Regions from separate parts of the Homo sapiens genome. Here region 1 is linked to region 2. Evidence: read pairs that join two places in POLR2A ChIA-PET (ENCODE). Cell type or tissue: Panc1. All regions are shown on one strand. Links, peaks and the distances in the headings refer to the core of each region. The heading gives the core; the rest is flanking DNA.

Region 1 (2,902 bases), core at 223-2,722, 66 kb after region 2:
CTCCAGCCTGGGCAACAAGAGGGAAACTCTGTCTTGGAATAAATAAATAAATAAAAATAAATAAAATAATAATAAATAAAATTTTGGCAGAGATGGCTCTTGCTGTGTTGTCCAGGGTGCTCTTGAACTCCTGGCCTCAAGCGATCCTTCAGCCTCAGCCTCCCACAGTGCTGGGATTACAGGCATGAGTCACCACACTCGGCCCATCAATTTATTTTATAAGCAAACTGGTTCACATACGTTTTTTCCCGTTAATCCAGTTTTGGAAAGGGAAAAAAACCAAGACTTTTACCACCTTTACTGGACCGGGTCCCACAGGCAGAGATCCAAGGAGCTGGTAAGAAATCTCACCTTTTTCTGCCAGCTATTTATCATTTGTCCCAGAAAACCATCTGTAGGCTCCGAAACAAGAGTGATTTGATTTGCATCCTGCTCACAGTGCCAGAACTGCGGGGAAGTTAAAATGTTTCCCCTGGAGGTTAAAACATTTGAGTCTATATAAATCAAACTAATAATAGCCAGATAGCAGGAGAAAGGAATACACATTTTATCATGTGCACACAGGACTCACAGAAAATACGCAAACTCAGAGAAAGGGCCAGATAGCTGAAGTTGTTTTTTGAGACAGAGTTTCACTCTTGTTCCCCAGGCTGGAGTGCAATGGTGCGATCTCGGCTCACCACAACCCCTGCCTCCCGGGTTCAAGCGATTCTCCCTCCTCAGCCTCCTGAATAGCTGAGATTACAGGCATGCGCCACCATGCCCGGCTAATTTTGTATTTTTAGTAGAGATGGGATTTCTCCATGTTGGTCAGGCTGGTTTCGAACTGCCGACCTCAAGTGATCCGCCCGCCTCAGCCTCCCAAAGTGCTGGGATTACAGGCGTGAGCCACCGTGCCTGGCTGAGCCACCGTGCCCGACGAAGTTTTTATATCACTCTGAGGTTAAAGAAGAATCAGGACTTGGAGACTGGTGAGACAGGTTATGGAAGAGAGAGAAGAAAGGCCTGGCTACGGAGGGCTGTCTTTTAATGCAGATGAAACCCTGATGGGTAGGGGCTCTCAGAAAGAATAAACTTTCTTTTCTTTTTATTTGAGATGGAGTTTCCCTCCTGTTGCCCAAGCTGAAGTACAGTGGCATGATTTCAGCTCACTGCAGCCACCCCTCCTGAGTTCAAGCGATTCTCCTGCTTCACCCTCCCAAGCAGCTGGTATTACAGGCGCATGCCACCAAGCTCGGTTACTTTTTTGTATTTTTAGTGGAAGACAGTTTCACCACGTTAGCCAGGCTGGTCTTGAACTCCTGACCTCAGGTGATCCGCCTGCCTCGGCCTCCCAAAGTGCTGGGATTACAGGCATGAGCCACCGTGCCAGGCCTTTAAAAACATTTTTTTTGAGACCGAGTCTTGCCCTGTCACCCAGGCTGGAGTGCAGTGGTGCGATCTCAGCTCACTGCAACCTCTGCCTCCTGGGCTCAAGTGATTCTCATTCCTCAGCCTTCTGAATAGATGGGATTACAGATGTGCACCACCATGCCCAGCTAATTTTTGCATTTTTTGTAGGCACAGGGTTTTACTATGTTGCCCAGGCTGCTCTCGAACTTCAGCCCTCACATGATTCACCTGCCTCGGCCTCCCAAAGTGCTGTGATTATAGGCGTGAGCCACCTCACCCCGCCCGTCCAGAAAGAGTAAATTTCTTTCTTTTTTCTTTTTCTTTTTTTTTTTTTTTTTTTGAGACAAGTCTCGCTCTGTAGCCCAGGCTGGAGTGCAAGTGGCTCGATCTTGGCTCACTGCAAGCTCTACCTCCCGGGTTCACACCATTCTTCTGCCTAAGCCTCCTGAGTAGGTGGGACTACAGGCGCCCACCACCACGCCTGGCTACTTTTTGTAGTTTTAGTAGAGACGGGGTTTCACCATGTTAGCCAGGATGGTCTCGATCTCCTGACTTCATAATCTGCCCACCTCGGCCTCCCAAAGTGCTGGGATTACAGGCATGAGCCACTGTGCCCGGCCTACAATTTTTTTTCTTTTTGAGACGGAGTCTCGCTCTGTCGCCCAGGCTGGAGTGCAGTGGCGTGATCTCAGCTCACTGAAAGCTCTGCCTCCCGGGTTCACGCCATTCTCCTGCCTCAGCCTCCCGAGTAGCTGGGACTACAGGTGCCCGCCACCATGCCCAGCTAATTTAAAAAAATTTTTTTTAAATTTTTAGTAGAGATGGGGGTTTCACCATGTTAGCCACGACGGTCTCGATCTCTTGACCTCATGATCCGCCCACCTCAGCCTCCCAAAGTGCTGGGTGGGATTATAGGCGTGAGCCACCGTGCCCGGCCTTTTTTTCGTTTTGTTTTTTGAGATGGAGTCTCACCCTGTCACCCAGGCTGGAGTGCAATGGCACGATATTGGCTCAGTGCAACCTCTGCCTCCCAGGTTCAAGCAATTCTGCTTCAGCCTCCCGAGTAGCTGGGATTACAGGCACAGCCACCATGCCCGGCTAATTTTTTGTATCTAGTAGAGACAGGATTTCACCAGGGTTGGCCAGGCTGTTCTCAAACTCCTGACCTCATGATCAGCCCGCCACCCTCTCAAAGTGCTGGGATTACAGGTGTGAGCCACTGCACCTAATCTAATCTTTTATAACTGTCAATCTAATCTTATAACTGTATGTTAGCCTTTGTATGCAAAATGCTGTCATTCTGCTCACGATCTCCATTTTTTGTTGTTGTTGTTGTTGGTTTTTTGTTTGTTTTGTTTGTTTGTTTGTTTTAGACAGAGTCTTGCTCTTTTGCCCAGGCTGGAGTGCAGTGGTGCGATCTCGGAACACTGAAACCTCCACCCCACCCCGCCTCTGCCTCCCAGGTTCAAGCAATTCTTCTGCCTCAGCCTCCCAGGTAGCTGAGATTACA
Region 2 (2,841 bases), core at 342-2,841:
TCACCATGTCTTTGCCTCGGTGCATCTGTCAACATCTTCACTTTCTGTCCCAGTTCCTCCCAGCCCCTGGGCTTCCAATATTCTCTCCCTCCCTCACCTTTGACCTAGAGATACTGTCCCCATCTCTCTGTCTCTGTCTTGCCATGTGACTGGTTCATTCACTGGGCAGATGTTTATCTCATGCCGCTTCCATTCTGGTTTGAGCCTGAGATAAATAAGTCTGAATTAATGAGCCTCTCCTTCGCGGCTTCCATTCCAGAAGTGTCTGTCTCCATCTGTCTCCGTGTCTGTCATTTTCAGGGTTTTCTTGTATCCTTACCTTGCACATTCTCAATCCCACTGTTTTGGTCTCTTGTTTATATCTCTGCTTTTCTCTGGGTCTCTCTGACTCTGTAACTGTCCGAAAAAAAAGTATCCTTCACTTTCCCCACTCTCCCTCTCCTCCCAGCTCTCTTATTGCCTCATCCAACCTCTGTGGGTCTCTGCCTTGCTCTGTGTCTGGATCGGATCTCTGGGCCTTTGTTACGCGTGTTAGAGTCTCTGTCTTTGCAGCTAAAGACCTCCTCCCTCACGCCCCTTTTCTTTTGTGAATTCAATGGATGAGACAGGCCCACTCTCCCTTAACAAAGATGGCGACAACGGCGCTGTCTATGGGGCCGCGACGTCGTCTCCGCTGCGCGTCGGCCCTCACCCACGATGGCGGCCAGTCTCCCGAAGCGCGAGGCCCCGCCCAGCTCTCGGCCTCTCCCGCGGCCGGTCCCTGCACCAAGCTCGCGAGCTGACTGGCTCCACCCCCCGCGCCCTCGTATTGGTGCGGCCCAGGCCGGCTGCACGGCCATTGGCTGAGCGGATGCACACCCTCCCCCCACCCCTAGGTCTGATGGGGGCTGTTGGTGCTGACTTGCGGGACCGCCTGGAGGAGGACCCGGCGTGTGAGGAGGGTGCGGGGGTCGGGGCAGGGACCGGAGTCTAGGGGACTGAGGGACCAAGAGGAACAGAGACTCAGGCCCGGGACTGGGGCACCGGGGTGGGAGATGGAAATGGAAAACCTGGGCCAGGACTGAACCCAGCCAGGCCTGGGACTGGGTTCTGGAAATAAGAGTGCGGATGGCGGTTTGGGGGCCCAGGGCCAGACACGCAGGCCTATGGATTGGGGACCAATGGATGGAGACCCAGGTCCAGGTCTCGGGGACCCAGGGACAGAGACCCAGGCCCAAGACTGGAGGACATCTAGGGCTCTGTGCTTGAACCTGATTTGAGGTTCCCATAATGGGGCCAGGGCAGGTTTGGGGGTGAAGCAGACGTCCTGGACCCGAGAGAGCCGCTGGGGATAGGGGGGCAGATGTAGTTCCTAAGGGTGAGTCCACAGGCGGTGGGGGGTGGGGGGCTGTCCTGGCGCTCTGGGCCTGGGGAATGTGAGGGGCAGGACTGGCAGGTGGCTGGGCGGGGCAGTGGGGAACAAAGGTGAGCGAAAGGAGGAGGCAGAATCCGGGCAGAGGGCAGGGAGAGGGCCTGTGGGGAAGGGACCTCAGTCCTGCTCCCACCCGCTCCCTGGAGAGCAGGCGGCCAGACACCCAGGTCAGTGCTCAGGGACCAGCTCTTGGCCCCTGCCCCTTGCAGGCGCTCGCATGTGGCTCCTCTCGGACCCCGTAGTCCCTGTCATATCCCTTCTCTCCAGCTGTCTCCATGCCTGCCTCGTACCCCTCCTATTTGCTCTCCCTTCCACTCTGTCTTGCCTTTCTCGTTGGGGTGAAAAAGTCTTACTCTCTTAAGTATCTTTCATCGCCTGAGTTTCACCTCATTGACCCTGTTTGTCTCCTCTCAGTGTTTCTCTGGCTCTCAGACCCTATCTCTATTGCGTTTGTGATTGTTTTGCTGTTTTACCCACTGCACCGTATGGGGGGTGGGGGTGTCGGGGAGGTGTGTCTTTCAGTCTTTGCATGTCTGTTTCTGCATATCCAATCCCACTATCCATTCCCCTTCCTGTGCCTTCTTTTCCCCCAAAGCCCGTTATCATCACCCAACCACCTGTATATTTCAATCCTTTCTCTTGTTTATCTATTCCTATGAAGGCAAGGATTTGGGGCTATTTTGTCTCCTGCTGTGTTTGCTAGGCCTAGCACCGTGATTGGCACATAAAGGGTACTGAATACTTACTGGGGAATAAATGATTGGATGTTTGCATGCCCGGGTCTCCGGCCCCCTCTGGGATGCTGGCCTCTGTCCCGCATCCTCAAGGTCTGCCCACACCTGTCTGAGCCTGTCTGTCTCTGATGCTCCTGTCTCACCTGCCACTGCCCCTCATTGTCTCCTCCTGTCCACAGCCCCTGCCCCTCCCTGCCCCTGCCATGGGGTCCTGAATTCTCACCCCTTCTCTCCTCCCTTCCCACAGAGGCCAGACCAGGAGCTGACCGGGAGCTGGGGCCACGGGCCTAGGAGCACCCTGGTCAGGGCTAAGGCCATGGCCCCGCCCCCACCGCCACTGGCTGCCAGCACCCCGCTCCTCCATGGCGAGTTTGGCTCCTACCCAGCCCGAGGCCCACGCTTTGCCCTCACCCTTACATCGCAGGCCCTGCACATACAGCGGCTGCGCCCCAAACCTGAAGCCAGGCCCCGGGGTGGCCTGGTCCCGTTGGCCGAGGTCTCAGGCTGCTGCACCCTGCGAAGCCGCAGCCCCTCAGACTCAGCGGCCTACTTCTGCATCTACACCTACCCTCGGGGCCGGCGCGGGGCCCGGCGCAGAGCCACTCGCACCTTCCGGGCAGATGGGGCCGCCACCTACGAAGAGAACCGTGCCGAGGCCCAGCGCTGGGCCACTGCCCTCACCTGTCTGCTCCGAGG

Evidence for each region. Peaks named below come from ENCODE experiments on the same cell type or tissue, not always from the same donor. Only the 100,000 strongest peaks of a DNase experiment are listed, where the experiment ranks them.
Region 1: POLR2A ChIA-PET joins it to region 2 with 6 read pairs; 6 of 35 experiments call an interaction of 5 or more read pairs at or near these places.

The regions. Positions count from the first base shown.
Region 1 is chr19:48,689,315-48,692,216 of GRCh38, forward strand. No RefSeq gene overlaps it. Among named protein-coding and RNA genes, the nearest start is that of FUT2, 5.2 kb to the right of the region's middle. In Panc1, for the core only: no CTCF peak of the experiment used is centred there; no DNase peak of the experiment used is centred there.
Region 2 is chr19:48,623,499-48,626,339 of GRCh38, forward strand. It overlaps SPHK2 (sphingosine kinase 2), which reads left to right. Exons shown (of 7, transcript NM_020126.5): 3 at 2,393-2,841. Among named protein-coding and RNA genes, the nearest start is that of SPHK2, 5.4 kb to the left of the region's middle. RefSeq lists a silencer at 666-905. In Panc1, for the core only: no CTCF peak of the experiment used is centred there; no DNase peak of the experiment used is centred there; H3K4me3 peaks cover 723 bases; H3K27ac peaks cover 277 bases.